2 separate regions of the Homo sapiens genome follow, and region 1 is linked to region 2. A link is a loop called in an ENCODE intact Hi-C map of the cell type or tissue named here. Cell type or tissue: B cell. All regions are shown on one strand. Each heading gives the region's core, and the rest is flanking DNA. Links, peaks and the distances in the headings are about the cores only. Region 1 has its middle 22 kb from the start of CDCA7L. Region 2 overlaps DNAH11 (dynein axonemal heavy chain 11).

What was found. Hi-C counts contacts between places; a loop is a spot of excess contacts. Peaks named below come from ENCODE experiments on the same cell type or tissue, not always from the same donor. Only the 100,000 strongest peaks of a DNase experiment are listed, where the experiment ranks them.
Region 1: it touches region 2 in a loop (4-fold over the local background); 2 of 110 quality-filtered maps call a loop at or near these places.

Annotation. Positions count from the first base shown.
Region 1 is chr7:21,963,314-21,971,648 of GRCh38, reverse strand. No RefSeq gene overlaps it. Among named protein-coding and RNA genes, the nearest start is that of CDCA7L, 22 kb to the right of the region's middle. In B cell, for the core only: no CTCF peak of the experiment used is centred there; DNase peaks (open chromatin) are centred at 3,838, 5,178 and 6,038; H3K4me3 peaks cover 1,737 bases; H3K27ac peaks cover 2,836 bases.
Region 2 is chr7:21,894,798-21,903,131 of GRCh38, reverse strand. DNAH11 (dynein axonemal heavy chain 11) reads right to left here. Exons shown (of 82, transcript NM_001277115.2): 78 at 8,327-8,334; 79 at 8,133-8,248; 80 at 3,684-3,796; 81 at 3,012-3,152; 82 at 1,293-2,125. The coding sequence ends at 1,878. CDCA7L (cell division cycle associated 7 like) reads left to right here. Exons shown (of 10, transcript NM_018719.5): 9 at 18-154; 10 at 780-2,233. The coding sequence ends at 810. Among named protein-coding and RNA genes, the nearest start is that of CDCA7L, 47 kb to the left of the region's middle. RefSeq lists enhancers at 4,760-4,819, 3,771-4,970. In B cell, for the core only: no CTCF peak of the experiment used is centred there; a DNase peak (open chromatin) is centred at 4,591; H3K4me3 peaks cover 1,381 bases; H3K27ac peaks cover 3,472 bases.

The sequences.
Region 1 (8,335 bases), core at 307-8,306, 69 kb before region 2:
GCAAAGACACTGTGGCCACAGTTTCCACCCAGAAAAATTGACACCCCAGAGATCCTGTAACACTAATACTACAATAATTACTCTACATAATATGTTTTGGTCTTTGGTAGGGTAAGTCTCCTCTTTTATAGTTCTTTTCAATTCCTGAAGTCTCTTCTCACATATAAATTTTACAATTTAGGCCAGGTCCAGTGGTTCATGCCTGTAATCCCAGCACTTTGGGTGGTTGAAGTAGGAGGATTGCTCAAGGCCAGGTGTTTGAGACCAGCCCAGGCAACAGAGCAAGACCTCGTCGCTACAACAAATATTAAAATATTAGCCAGGTATGATGGCTGAGGAGCCTCAGCTACTCGAGAAGCTGAGGTGGGAGGGTGGCTTGAGCCCAGGAGGTTGAGGCTACAGTGAGCTATGATCACCACTGCACTCTGGCCACTCCAGAGAGGAGGCCCTGGAGAGGGTGGCTTCTCTGCAGGCAAATCATTCACATGTCTCTGCAGGTCTCTGAAGCTCTCCGCTGTGGCTGCTACTCTCAGTGGAGCAAGATCTTGTCTCAAAAAAAAAAAAAAAAAAAAAAAAATATATATATATATATACACACACACACACACACATATACACACACGTATGTGTATATATATATGTATATACATAATTTGTCAATTGGCACACAGAATTTTGCTGTATTTTTAATTATGGTTATTTTACTTTACACATTAAATACGGGATTTTGAAGAATGGAGTTTTTTCATTCATCAATATAGTATATCTGTCCCTTTATTCAGATCTTTTACATATTTCAGTAACATGTTATTTTTGTCATATACTTCATTTATTTATAATGGTTCATCATGTAGAGGCATCTAATAACACATTTCAGTTTTCCAACAGCTCTTTTGATTTTGAAGATAGGCTATGTGACACAACCACTTGGCATTCTTTTGGGCCATGTTTTCTATTGTTGACTGGTAGAATGTGTACCCTAGATGGAATAACATTAGGTTCAAGGTCCTAAGTAATTAAGATTTGCCCTGTATAGTGCTAGCTGCAAAGCCTCTGAAATAAGAAACAAAATTCCAAATCCAAAGAGACACTGGCTTCGTTCAGAGCACAGCGGACTCCTCTTGCTCTGTGGACAGGGGCCTGATATAGTCCATCTGCCAGCAGCGGGGAGTGCATATGCATTTGATTGTGCCTGATTATATTTGCTTTGTCCGTGTTCTGTACCACCCTTTTGGTCTTCAGAGATACAAAGAGATCTACCTCAGCATGACCTGTAGCCTGCCATGCCCTGACACCCTATGAACCCACTTGACATTCTGCAGGTTGATTAATAAAACATTCATTGTTATGTACTATTCAAACTTGACCTTGATAGGCCCCCATTTTCCCCCAAGTAACTGTCGAACTCAAATGCAGTCTGTTTTATACTACTCAGTTGTCCATGTCCACTTGACCTTATTGGACCTTTGGAAGTTATCCAAGAGTTGGTATGAACCTGTGCCAGATGGTCCAGAATCATGGCTGGCCACACTTTGGCCTATAGGCTGATTGTCTTCTGTTCTTCCCACTTAGGTGCTGCAAAGTTGGGCCACAGAGAAGCAGCTTTCCATTGACAGCCTAAGGCTATCAGTAAACCAAGCAAAGGCTATCAGTCTAAGGCTATCAGTAAACAAAGCTGTGGCTTGTAACTATTAAAAAAGAATCTCAGCCAGGCCCTGTGGCTCATGCCTTTAATTCCAGCACTTTGGGAGGCCAAGGTGGGTGGATCACTTGAGCCCAGAAGTTCAGGACCATCCTGGGCAACATGGTAAGACCCACATCTCTATAAAACATACAGAAATTAGCTGAGCGTGGTGGCATGTGCCTGTGGTCCCAGCTACTTGGGAGGCTGAGGTGGGAGGATCGCTTAAGCCTGAGAGGTCTAAGCTGTAGTGAACCATGACTGTATCACTGCACTCCAGCTTGGGAGACAGAGCAAGACCCTGTCCTCCTCAAAACAAAACAAAACAAAACAAAACAAACAAACAAAAAAGAAAGAATGTCAGAGGTATAGCCCATTGATCCACAAATGGAGACCACCGTTTGGATTTCATGAGAGGATTTCATGATGAGAGCATCATCTCTGAGCTCTGCTGGGCCTTATTCAAGAGCCTGGTTCTCTCTACCTAGGACTCCCATTTGGCTTGTTCATGACTTCCTGGCAGCTCCTTCTTATGTGAAAGTTGCTCTGACATACCCAAGACATGATTGTAAACAGTGAGGAGAGTAATAAAATGCCCATCAGTAGTTAGTGTGAGCTCAAATGAAGCTTAGTAATAATCACCACAATGAAAATATTGAAGGCTTACTCTGTGCCAGGTGCTGTTGTGTTTTATGTACGTTAACTCACAAAATTCTCACAACTACCTCTATCATTATTCTAACTTTAAAGATTATCAAATTGAGGTACAGAGGGCTTAAGAAACTGGCCGAAGGTAACACAGCCAGTAAGTGCCAAAGGTAGAATTTAAACCCAAGCCAGCTGGCTCCTGCGTCTTTAGATCTAAACACTTTCCTCCTTCCAGATTTAATGCAAATTGTGAATATCAGCTTCTGGAAGACACTGGGGTCAAAGCCAGTGCTACGCTGCCCACTCTCAGGCTAAGAAGTTGCAGCTGATGCCCCAAGCTTCATAGGATCACGTGGTTTGGCTCCCACAGTACAGCTCCTGTCATGGCCTTTTGGGAATACCCTACAGCAGCTTCTACTCAGTTCCCCAAGCAATCAGTCAGTCTTCTTTCCAACCTGGAGGACAGGACCCAAAACAATCCATGATCATGGGATACAACTTTGCCAAAATCTTAATGGCCTTACCAGGTGATGGGCTTATTGCATGGGTTTGGGCAGAATCAGGACCAAAAACTTATTCTATTTTTTTTTTTTTTAAGATGGAGTCTCGCTTCGTCATCCTGGCTGGAGTGCAGTGGCACAGTCTCGGCTCCCTGCAGCCTCCGCCTCCCAGGTTCAAGTGATTCTCCTGTCTCAGCCTCCTGAGTAGCTGGGACCACAGGCATGCACCATCACACCCAGCTTATTTTTGTGTTTTTAGTAGAGACAGGATTTTACCAGGTTGGTCGGGCTGGTCTCAAACTCCTGACCACAGGTGATCCACCCATCTTGGCCTCCCAAAGTGCTGGGATGACAGGCATGAGCCACCGCACCCGGCCCTAATAACTTATTCTTGACTGCATGTCCCTCTTATGTTGTTCCCCAGTGTAGGGCTGACATCCATTGAGCACAGAAGGCTGGGGCCTATGATACTTCAGGGCCTAAAAAAGTTTTAATTTTGTCTAAAATCAGAAGAAAAAAATGGATATAATAATAATGAACCCAGCCTTGATTATATTAATATTTGTCTTTATACCAACATAGTCACGACATAACATTTTTAACATAGCTTATGGAGGAAGGCACCTACAAAGGCACAAGGGTCAAGGCTCTGCAAAAGTCACCATGCAGCCCTGCCGGCGTGTATTAGTTATTTTTTGCTGAGTAACAAAAGTTATCCTAAAATTTAGTAGCTTTACACAACACACATTTATTATTTCCTGCTGTTTTTGAGGGTCGGGAGTCTGGGAGTGGCTTAGCTCGATTGTTCAGGCTCAGGTTTGTCCTAAGGTAAGGTTGCAGTCAGCTGAAGGCACTGCTGCGGGAAGATCTGCTTCTCAGCTCACTCCTGTGGTTGTCGGCCTCAATTTCCTCCTGGCTGTTGGCCAAATACTTTAATTCCTCACCGCCAAGCCTCCTCACAAGCTGCCTGGTGTGTTCACAAGGCGGCAGCCGGCTTCCCCCAAAGTGAGTGAGCCAAGAGAGGGAGAGAGACAGAGACAGAGATAGGAAAGGGAGAAGACACACAACTGACAGAAGCCAGTTTGTGCATTTGTTGCTGTTTTCGTTATTGCTTTTGCTTAACACAACAAAGCTTATTTCTCACGTCTGCCACATATATGTTGTGGGTGGCCAATGAGGTTCTGCTCATCACGGTTGCCCAGAGACCCAAGCTGATGTAAGTTCCATCTCGGCATAGGCATCCAGAACTGCAGAGCCCTGGAAAAGATGCTGAACCACATGCCGGTTTTTAAAACATTATTATTTTTTATGATTTGAAGCAATTATAGACTCACAGGAAGTTACAAAAATAGTACTGAATTTTTGATGTTCGACTTAGAAAGCAAGTTCTTCCAAATAGAAAAGTGCTTCCAAGACCCTGACCTCTGAACTCTGTTTTAAAATTCAGTTAGCTTCACCAAACCATATAGTTCCAAGGACTCCACTCTTTTTTTTTTTTTTTTTTGAGACGAAGTCTGGTTCTGTCACCCAGGCTGGACTGCAGTGGCCCTATTTTTGCTCACTGCAATCTCCACCTCCCGGGTTCAAGAAATTGTCCTTGGCTGGGCCCGGTGGCTTACGCCTGTAATCCTAGCACTTTGGGAGGCTGAGGCGGGTGGATCACGAGGTCAGGAGATCGAGACCATCCTGGCTAACACGGTGAAACCCTGTCTGTACGAAAAATACAAAAAAAAATTAGCTGGGCGTGGTGGCGGGTGCCTGTAGTCCCAGCTACTCGGGAGGCTGAGGCAGGAGAATGGCATGAACCCGGGAGGTGGAGCTTTCAGTGAGCCAACATCGCTCCACTGCACTCCAGCCTGCGCGATAGAGCGAGACTCCATCTCAAAACAAACAAACAAACAAACAAACAAACAACAAACGAACAAAGAAATTCTCCTGCCTCAGCCTCCGGAGTAGCTGGAATTACAGGAGCATACCACCACGCCCAGCTAATGTTTGTATTTTTAGCAGAGATGGGATTTCACCAAATTGGCCAAGCTGGTCTTGAACTCCTGACCTCAGGTGATCCGCCCACCTCGGCCTCCCAGAGTGCTGGGATTACAGGCATGAGCCACCGCGCCTGGTCTCTCTCTCTCTTTTTTTTTTTCTGAAGCTACAGGTTCAAATATGAAAAGAGGAAGATTGTTTCATAAACATTAAAACAGAAATCCTTCTTAAAAGTAATAGTGTGACATATTTGTAAATACACATGAAAAAGGCCTGGGCAGACACATACCTTTGATTCAAGATCCCCTCTGGGTGTTTGTGTGTGAGGGAGTGGGGGGTTGGGGAGGAGGTGACAGAGGTAAAGAGGAACTGTAACGTTGTCTTACACTTTGAGTAAGTTCATGCAAATGTCTTTGTGTGCTATATGTGTAACTAAATTTTTTAAGAAAATATAGAGAAGTCATTAAAACTTTCATTTTTTCATCCTAATCTAACTTCCTCTTTTTTTGATCAATCATGCAGGTAGAGTCACATCAATTAAAAAATTTTTAGGTCCATTCTCACTGTAACTACATCAAAAACATCAACAATTATCTAATTTCTGCCTGGAAGTCTCCATTCAGAAGTCTAATGGGGGCCTGAGGAGCCCTCAGCCCCTAGATCTTTCCTAATATCATGGCCCAGGTTTCAGATATTGGCGTTCACTCAAGGTACTTGGTCCAAACTTTAAGCTTCCCCCTCACTTCAAGGATCCTTGGCTACTTGGCTGTGTGCTTCTGGGAAACCAGGGAACTATATCTGGGGTAACTCTGCCCTCAGCTCAGATCTCTTTAACTACCGAGCAGGACCAGTTGGAGTTAGGAGAAAACTGGGTAAATTCCATTAACACAATTCCTTCAGTGGCACAAAGTCTAGCCTGTCTCTACACAGGGGTCCTCAGCATTTTTTTCTTCAGCTTCCAGATGTTCCTTCCAAATATAACTGAGGGGAGGTGGGGGCTGGGGGTGAGGCCAACCCCAGTGATGACACCAAATACAACATTTAGTGACTAAGGGGAGGGTGCACACACACACACACACACTCTTACCAATTTATGTTCCAAAGTCTTAACAGAAAGGAAGTGGCCATACGGGATAAGGGCAGATACAGATAAGATAATCTTATTTTAGGGCAGTTTCCCTTAATCCTTGAAATCCTCTAAGGGGAATGTGAAGTAACCAGAGACATTGACAATATCTGGTGAGAGGTCTGGGACAACTGGGAAGCCTCATTCTGTGCTTTACTGCTGACCTTGTTACATCACTCCTGAGGAAGAACTTGCCTAAATGCAGTGCTCAATGCTTCTATTTAAGGAAGTGTTTTAAGACCTTGGGCTTTCCTATGTCTTAAACCAAGCTGAGCATCTGGAAGGTCTCTCTGTCACTGGAGGGAAAAAGCAGTCAATGGTGGGGTGTTCTGAATCAGTATCCCTGCCTTCAGCTTCCTCGGGCTCAGGAAAGTCCACAGCCTGAACAGCATTTGCTCTTGTTTGTGTCCAGTGGTTCTTTATCTTTTCTCTCTTTTTGTCATCATCAGTCTTGTCAGAACTTTGTAGAAATTAGGTGTCTTTCCAAAGAATTGGCTTGGTTTTTTATATTGCTTTTACTCTTCACTTTGTTAGGAGTTATTTTTAATCCTTATTATTTCCTTGGAATTCATTCTGAAATGGGACAGTTCCCTAGCCCCCGTTCGCATGACATATGACAAGGGTGTGGCTCTCTGTTCGGCCACCATGAGCTCAAACCCCTTATGCGAGGAGGAGCACACAGTGGGGCGGGTGCTCGAGCCAGGGCTAGCACTTTGGGCTCCGGCCCCATGGTATCATCTAGGGGTGACTCTCGAAGCCCGTGGGCATGTTACAGTGTCGCTTTTTTAGCTTTGCTGTCCACAGATGGCTTAAGTGTTAACCTGTTCAGTGCCCTCTTGGTACCCAGGTCCTTGTCCGGAGTCCAGGAAGAATCAGGTCACACACGGGCTTGAAGAGTGAATGCGGGGGTTTTACTGAGGGTTGAAGGTGGGATGGATGGAGAGCTGGAAGGGGGATGGAGTAGAAGATGCTCTTCCTCTGGAGTTTGGCTGTCCAGTGGCCAATCTTTTCTCTGATAGTCCCAGCTGAACTCCTCTCGGTGTTCAACATTCCTTCTCTTCTCTCCTTCTCTGTTGCGCTCTTCTGCTGTTTGTCTGTTTGTTTTCTCCTGGAGCTGGGGGTTTGGGGTTAATATGGGTACAAGATAGGGGGTGTGGCAGGCCAAAAGGCAACATTTTGGGCTTGAAAACAGGAATGTCTGTACCCATTTAGGGCCACCGGTTTCCAGGCTTGAGGGTAGGGTCTTTGCCGGGGAACTACCCTCTTCTACCCAGTATTTGCCTGTCTCCTGTCTGTATCAATTCTATTGTTTTTTTCTTAACCTTCAGATTAATGATTAGCTCATTTGTTTTAAATATGTATTGTATCCTAACAGATGCATTTAAAGTTTTACATTTTCCACAAGTTCGTCTTTAGCTGCATCCCCCAGGTTGTGACTGGAAATACTTTGAATGTTTTTGGTGCTATTTCATATTTTTTATTTTATTTCCTTTGAAATTATAAGTTAGTCAGAAATAAGTTTTTTATTTTAAGAATCTGTTTTTGGTTTCTTTTTCCTTCTGTTGTTGATTTCTTTTTTCTTCATTGAGACTAGAGAACGTGATAATTGTGATTCTGAGTCTTTGCAAATAACTGATACTTCCTTTATTCCTACTGAATTTTAAAATGTTTTAGGATATGCATATCCTATATGTGCACCTACGTGTATTTTAGATTCTTCCTAATAGTTTGTAAGCTTGATCAAAAACTTCCGAGAGTTGGATAGATTTAAAATTTCTCACACTAGCTTTATGGATATGTCAGTTTCTGTATTAGGCTGTTCTTGCATTGCTACAGAGAAATACCTGAGACTGCATAGTTTATTTTAAAAAGGAGACTTAATTGGCTCTTGTTTCTATCAATAACTCCCCAGCAATGTGTCTTCACCCAGGCAGCAGCAGTTACTTCCCAAAGAGGCAGCGGAATCTAGCTTGGGTTTTTCCCACCCTTGTAAAACCAGCTGTATTGGGCCCACCTCAGAGACATCAGCATCAGCTGAGCAGCATGGCCCTTCGGGGTGTGTGTGTTTCATTTCTGCAGGCCCTCTTCACAGCACCTGTGGATAATGGTAACCTCTTCCCCTCCTTCTACCCCAGCCCTAGGGTTGCTGGCTGCTTCCTGCAGTTGTCCTCTCTGTGATATCGTAGTGTTCTCTTTTTACTCTTTGCTACCTTGTTCTTTTTATATTTGTAGCTAATAATTCTTCATAATCAATCCTCTCTATTCAAATAACTGGCATGGTTCCTATCTCTTGCCTGGACTCAGACTGACACGGGTTGTGAAGATGTCACGAAATGAAACTCCTGGATGTTGAAACTAATAAGAATGAGGATAGGAAAAAGGGCGAAGAGCATG
Region 2 (8,334 bases), core at 335-8,334:
TGTCATCTCTCTGTTAGGATTGGGTGTGTCCCCCCTGTCGTGGGATCTGCAATTGCAGCTACTGTCGGAAGCGTGACGGCCGCTGTGCCACAGGAATCCTCATTCATCTGGCCAAGTTTTATGGTTATGACAATGTTAAGGAATATCTGGAGAGGTAAGTAAGTCTCTAGCAGCTTACAAAACAGCTTGAAATCTTGAGGCTGAGCACAGGAGACCCTCTGGGCAAGTAGTTGTTGCCTTCCCGTGTGACTTACTTACTTATATAAACCACGAGTACCATCCATTCTGTATCTGTTTGCATTGGAAAAGCTCAGGCCTGATATTTTCCCTATTAGGGAATCTTCTCCTTTGCTAGATTTTTCAACTCAACTCCACGTTGCCTTTAACCAAAATTTCTCCTTGAGGTGTATGACAGAAATGGAAGGAACAAACAAACAAGGCAGGCTGAGGGGAAAGACACAGATTATGAAGAGGCAGCCATAATCCTAGTGCAGAGAGAGAGTTCAGGGCAAGAGGACAGAATGTGAGTTACAAGTTTCATTTATGTAATTAATAAACTCTGAATCGTGGTTCTGGAATGCGGGAGTGAGGCAAGTCATGCTTGGGGCGTACTACACCAGAGGGTATACGGATATTGATGCATAAATTGTCAGGATTTCGAGTGTCAGGAGATCTGGGTTCTGGCTTTGTACTCTTAGATGATTGTGGAATCTCTCAAGCCTAGAATGCCATTTGTGTATTTGTACTACTTTACCAAATACTTCTCATCTTTTTCCCAGCTTACAAAAGGAGCTGGTAGAAGACAATTAAGAGGAAAACAAACAGAACCAGCCACCTCACCATAGAGTACTCCAACAAGACATGCATACCATTGGTGCCTAAGAAAGATTTTTTTACAGTTGTGTTTTTATACAGAAATTCTTTGTAGAAATTACTATTTTTTGTTAAAGATTGTTTATATGCTTACAAAGATTTCTCAGGAAGACAGCAGAGCAGAGGAATCTATATAGATGTATGCACAGACCTGTCTGTATGCTGAACTTTGTTAAAAATATCTGCCAGTTATTAAAAAGCACAGTTTAAATGGGGTGGGGTTAAAGTTCAGGTAAGTAAGTTAGAGAGAAAACATTGTATGATCAGCTCCTGCACTTGATCTATCTATCTTTGGCTTCCCAAACAGTAACTCACTCCAGGCCAAGTGTGCCTTAGCACGAGTGACCACAGTTTAATAGACCACACACATCGTTTAACCTGCTCTTGGTCATTGGAAATTTACACTGAACAAAGTGCAATTAACTGTAGAACAGTTTTATTTTTATTAAAACTTGACTGAACAAAAGGGGACCATCAACATTGTAGACACTGGACACTGGAGGCCTTACAGAGTGCTAGCCTCTTCCTTCAGGACTCACCTGGGGCCTGCTGCTTTTATATTTTGAAAGAGTTTAAGGGCTAATAATTTAATTTGTTGTTTGTTAAAAATTAAAATCTCCGTTCTTTCCGGCTGCATTGCTTTTGCATGTTCACATATGATGTACTTTTATGATGTACTTTTTTTTTTTTGAGATGGAGTCTTGTTCTGTTGCCCAGGAGGGAGTGCAGTGGTGCAACCTCGGCTCACTGCAACCTTTGCCTCCTAGGTTCAAGTGATTCTCCTACCTCCTGAGTAACTGGGATTACAGTCGTGTGCCACCACGCTCAGCCCTGAGTTAGTTTCTAGTATTTTTTTCTGACTTTCACTCTAAGGATAGCGTTGAAAAAAGAATGCACGTGTGAGTTACTAAAAAGTTAGAATAATGTGCATGGGAACAGTGCAGCAACATGCTAGAAAATCCTCACTGCACTCCAGCAGAGGCTAGAGGAATGCCAGTGTTACCTTACGCTTCTAGAAGCAGAGCCACTCCAGCCAGAACCCATTTTGCAGTCTTCTCTTCGCTCTTCAGCCTGAAGGTCCAGATGTAGCTGGGGCCTCTCAGTTTGGTTCTATACACAGGGCACTCGTAGGTCTGTTTGGTTTCTTGTCTGTCCACGGGGGTGGCTTTTGCAAAGATGACCGGCATAGGGCATGCCAGCTCCTTGAGACGGGCTTCAACAATGGTTCCTGCTTGGGTGTCCCAGCGGGCGCCTATGGCAAAAACACAGCGGTTGCAATTGTGTGGCAGCTTGCTACTAATGATAATGATCAAGTAAGTTGTTTGATGCAATAAACATTCAACATTCTGGTTTTGTCATATTTTTGCTTGTCAGTGGTATTTTTACTGAGCTGGCCGGACTGAGCTTTGAAAGGTAGGTTACCCTGCCTGCAGCGGAGGCACCGCTTTGCTTCCATGCGTAGTGGTTAAACTTTCCTGTGGAAGTAAGCTGATTTTATGAAATGGGATTCTAAGAGAATTCACATACACTGAACTAGTTTGCCCTCCCTTTAAAAATCTCCAGTTCACCACATTTCCTCCCCGTCGCACCTTATTCTTTTACACCAGAACTTGTGGCACTTGCTTTAAACTGAAAAAGGAACATCTTGGTAGGGACTAAGTGTCCTGTGGAATAAATGCATGGCCAGATAAATTTGGAAAATATTGCATAGTCTAACCCCCTCTTAGAGATTCACCCTACGCAGTAGCATCTTCCAGGCTTGGAGAAGTCTTGTAGTAAAACATTAGAGCAAATTTACTGACAGTTTTTAAACAATAGAAGAAAGATTTTGAAATGATTATATTGAAAAGCAAAAAGAATGTAAATTCAGTCTAAGTCTAATGATGTTATTCAGTGGCATTAACATCCAGATATATGTGCAAAATTTAAGTGATAGCCATCACCCCAAATATTACAGTTTGGTTCACAGTGGACACACATCCCAGCACTTAAATTATTTAAGAGGAAGAAATGAGATAATGACTAGCATAAGGTTACTGTGTGAGTGAGGAGATGCTGAGAAACAGTAAGCAGAGGACAAACACTGATCTGAACCTGAGTAAGAAAAGGTTCCCCACTTACCCCTTGGGGTGTCTTACCCTCCATGAAGAGTCCGTGGAGGTATGCACCTTCCCTTGGCGGGTGTCCATAATCTTCCTTTGTTTTTTTGGTAACATCAGCAGTCAAGCGCGTTTTATCCAGGGGCCACTCATTTTTTCGAGCCATCGTCTGCATGATTGCTTTGGAAATATAACAAAAATTGAATAGGATAAAAGTGTTGCATGTAAGGTTCCCGGGAGCTACCAGTAAATTGAGGCATCCTTTAGTCCCATAGGGTGTTTTAGGTTCTTGGGCATTGGCACATGGCTGCGCTGGAGCAGGGGGTTGGCCAACTAAGGCCTGCAGGACAAGCTCGCTGTTTCTGTAGATAGTTTTATTGGAATAGTCACAGCCATTTGTGGATTGTCTGTGGTTTTCGCACTACAGTAGCAGAGAAGCTATGTGGCCCTTTCCAGAAAATGTTTAATAAGAGCACACCGTGCCCCACCTCACTTGGCTACTCTTGCTGCTATAGGAGGTCCTTTCCCTCCTGCTGCTACTCGCCTGCCCAGGACTCTGTTTCCTCTATAGCTGCTGGTCCTTTCTATAATGGCTGCTGCTTGAGGATTGGTGAGCAGGGCAAGGAGACGCCATCATAGGTAAACAAAGCAGGGCTTCTGGTTAGGCTGTGGTCCTGTGTGCATCAGGGGCTGCACTGCGTCAGCCCTTACCAGTTAAGAAGGACTGAGGGTTGAAGAAGCCGGAGAGCCACACGACAGCCGGAAGGGTAAGGTCTTGTGTCCAAGTATCGAGTTCTCGGCATCGCAGGAGGAGGTCATTGAACCTGGTTTATGGGAGGGAGGAAGAAAAACTTGCTGTTCAGTAAAATAGCCATTTTCCAGTATGTTCTGTTGTGGGCGGTTAGGGCAGGGTGGTGGTGGAGGAGAAGTATACCACTGCTAGCTGGTAAAATCCTTCCCTGACAATTTGCAGGGCACTGTCCCTTTAAAGGGCTAGTTTGTTTCCCATTGGAGACTTGATGACTGTAGCGTTTACATTAGAGCAAGATACACTGAGGAATGTGGAAAACTCATTTCCATTTATGCAACAGCTTTTATTAGAGCCTCTTCATGCTATGTGGTGACTATACAAAGGTCATCACCCTATGACTTGGACTGACAAGCGCCAACTTGGAGGTATGGACAGGGTGTCTGAGGACCAGGGATGGCAAGGCTGTGATGGTGGTTACAAGACCAGAGTTGCCGGGAAATCTGATTGATAAGCAGAGGGAACAGCATGTGCGGAGGCAGTGGAGCACGTGACGGCAGTCTAAGCACGTGCAGTAGCTGCCTGAAAGTGGGGAGGAAAAAGGTTAATTAGGAAAACAAGTCAGCCAGGAATGGCACGCCGGTGGGTTGAGAAACGCTGCTGTTACGTACATGTTCTCTTCTCGGCTCCTCACAATTGGGCAAGGTAGGAAGTATTTGCAGTTGACCTATAAGGAAGCTGGCTCACAGAGGCTAGGGACAGATGAACCTCTTCGATAAAATTAAGAGAGAAGTGAAACCTTGAATTGTAAGTTTCAGAGGCTGCTTAAAGGGGACCAGGAGAATGGAGTAGAGAGCATAGCCTCAGTGTAAAAGCCAGAGTTCTCTAGAAGGAAAGGCTGGCACTGAAGTTTTCTAGGACCTTGTCTGCTTCAGATATGCAAAGGAAGTGGGGGTGAATGAGGAAACACCCTGACAAACCACATGGCAGAACATGTCTGCCTGAGATACTTGCCTGACTCTGGGCCGTGAAGAAGAAAAGGCTCAGAATGCTCACGGTCAAACTTACGTCACCACAAGGAAAATCTCTGTGCCCGGACCTATATTAAGTTCTTCCAGATAGCTGGATCCGAAAAAGCATACTCGACGATAAGAAGAAGAAACAGCATAGGCACCACACAAAGGAAAAAGGCGAATGAGAAAAGCAAAGGCAGGAAGACATTTCTCTCAAAATGTTGCCATCATGAGGATAAACACTGCAGACAATTTGTAACAACTAAAACAAGTGATTGTTGATATAAACAAGATCATGACTTAGAAGGGATCAGGTAGGAAATAGTAAGGAAATTAAGTTTGAAGACCCCAAATAAGAAGTAGAAAATAAAATTATAGAAATGAAAGCAAAAGTGAAACAGCGTAAGGGAGAATAATAAAAACAAATGGAAATAAAGAGGTAAAGGGTTAGAGTGAAAGCAATAAAATGAAAGCTGAAATGAGGCCAGACGTGGTGGCTCACATCTGTAATCCCAGCACTTTGGGAGGCCGAGGCAGGTGGATCACTTGAGGTCAGGTGTTCGAGACCAGCCTGGCCAACATGGTGAAACCCCATCCCTACTAAAAATAACAAAGTTGGCCGGGCATGGTGGCACATGCCTGTAATCCCAGCTACTAGGGAGGCTGAAGGCAGGAGAATCGGTTGAACCCAAGAGGCAGAGGTTGCAGTGAGCTGCGATCACGTCACTGCACTCCAGCCTAGGCAACAGAATGAGAATCTCTCAAAAAAAAAGTGTAATTCTAGAAAATTTGAGTTTTCCTAAATTATACCTTTGAATCTATACAATCAAGGGCACATCATGTTCCAAGAAAATTTGGTAGAGAGTAATCAATACTAAAATATAAAGAATAATATGAACAATGAAGAATCCCTGGATGGCCAGGGGAAAACATGAAGCCATTTATAAAGGGAAAAGAAGTATGCTAGCTTTTGACATCTCCACGGCAGCATTTGACAAGAGGAGAGTGATGGCTACAAAGGCCTCCAACTGAGGGTGTTATTATATTTTAATAACTGGCCAAACTGTCATTCAGGTATAGACATAAGAGTATAGGGCATGAAAAACCACCAGCAAATCCAACAAACAGGAAGGTTTATAACCCAGGAAATAGAGAAGTCTTGAAGAAAATACTTACTTGTAAGTATGTTTAAACTTCTCAGGAAAAGAGAATAACAGTCATAAAAACGAAAACAGGAAATTATAAAACTAAGCTAGGCACCCTTCCAAAAATATAAAAAACCTGGAACTGATAATTATGGACGATGAAATATACTTTATTTTTTGAGACAGGGTCTTGCTCTGTCACCCAGGCTAGAATGCAGTGGCATGATCATGGCTCATTGCACCCTTGACCTCTTGGGCTCAAGCAATCCTACCACCTCTACACCTTGAGTAGCTAGGACTACAGTCGCATGCCACCACACCTGGCTAATTTTTATTTTATTTATTTTATTATTGTTTTTTAGAGACAGGGTCTCATTATGTTGCCCAGGCTGGCTTCGAACTCCTGGGCTCAAGTGATCCTCCTGCCTTGCCCTCCCAAAGTGCTGGGCATGAGCCACTGCGCCCAACCTGGACAATGACATCTAAATAATTAAGAAACAGATTGGAGACAGTTGAAGATATAATGAAGATCACCCAGAACTGATGAAGTCTACAAGTATACAGCCGAAAGACACACTGAAAACGTTAAGAGGTCAGGCAGATAAATGTAGACATGAGGAGAATACGATATTCAGAGAAAAAAGTGCTAAGACTTTTTCAGAATAAAAGCTATGGATGGAATCTCACATTTATGACAGTACTTTAAAAATCCATACCTCAGTACAATAGTAAAATTGTTGAACATCAAGGGTAAAGAGAAACATTTTAAAACTTTACTTGGGAAGGAATGGCAAATATTTAAGACCAGATCCACCCTCTACAATCAAAGCTAGAAAACCATGGAGTTAGAACATCAAAGTGCTGAAGGAAAAATAATCGTGTCCTATAATTCTACGTATAAGTAAACTATCAATCAAGAAGGAGAGTGCAGTGAGGACAGTTTCAGAAACACAAGATGATTTACACCCCCACCCTCCAAGCCCTGCTCTATATTTTATACTCTGATAAAAAAAGAAAAGCCCAGAACAAGATACAAAAAAAGCAATGATGAGCAAAGAAATCAGTACAGTATATTAAAACAAAAATAATGATTGACCACAAACAAAACACAACAAACATAATGTGGCTTAAAATAAGGTGGAACTACAATTCCAGACCAGAAGGAGGTTGATGTTCAGAGGGAAGCTGAAGGCTCTAACATTGTGTTAGAAAAATCAAAAGTGTGGGCCAGGCGCGGTGGCTCATGCCTGTAATCCCAGCACTTTGGGAGGCTGAGGCGGGCAGATCATGAGGTCAGGAGATTGAGACCATCCTGGCTAACACGGTGAAACCCCGTCTCTACTAAATATACAAAAAATTAACCGGATGTGGTGGCGGGCGCCTGTAGTCCCAGCTACTCGGGAGGCTGAGGCAGGAGAATGGCGTGAACCCGGCAGGCAGAGCTTGCAGTGAGCCGAGATCGCGCCACTGCACTCCAGCCTGGGCGAGAGAGTGAGACTCTGTCTCAAAAAGAAAGAAAAGTCAAAAGTGTGCATGCTACAATGTAAAGAGTCTCCACTAAAATAATAGGAATGGTACAGGGATAGTTGAGGTTCATGGAATAATGATTCAGGAAAGCAGGGGGAAAGAAACTCAGCACCAAAAAGCCAGGAATCAACAGCTTTGTGAAACTTCCTGAATTGCTTGCCAAGACCAAGGAGCAATTAGGTGTAACATCAGCACAGATTACATTCAGTAATCTGTGAATTTCTGCCCTAGCTTTGTGACACATCTCTGCAGTTATACCCCCAGTCTAGTTTACTGCATACTGCATACCATATTACAAACTTTCAAAGGTTGTCTATGAGAAGGCAGAGGAATCTCAGGCTTGCAAAGTAAAGTTATAAGATGACACAAAGGCAAATTCAAGTTGCTTTCCATGGCCATTCAACTCTTAACAACAACTCAGGGGATTCTATTGCCATCTACATTTTTCAGATTTAAAAAAGAGACAGGTTATTTTGTCTAAGATCATGTATCAATGAGTGAGCGACAGAATTTCAGTCTTGCTCTGACCCTGTCTTTTAACTATTTTTGCCTTTGATGCAATATACCAAGTAAACTCAAATGAAATTGGTGGAAGAATTTTTTACGGTTACAGGTTGAGAACAGTCACAAAGCTCCGTCTGCATAGTTCTTAGGAAGCATTATTCAGAACACTAACCCAGCACCGAGGCTGCTCAGGGCCAGTGGCAGTGAGGATGGGGTAGCTTACCACTGGGCTAGGCCATAAGTAGAAGGATAAGCCAGTTTGCTCCAAGTGTCTGGTACCGTGTCATAACTCAATGCAAACTGCTGGGCTTCCACAGCAGGAGATAATGCCAATTCCCCCTTGCATGGAGAAAAAAAGCCACACAGTGAATATCTTCCAATGTGCTGAAGTCTACTATAGCCTCACTTTAAGCTTACCTTCAAAC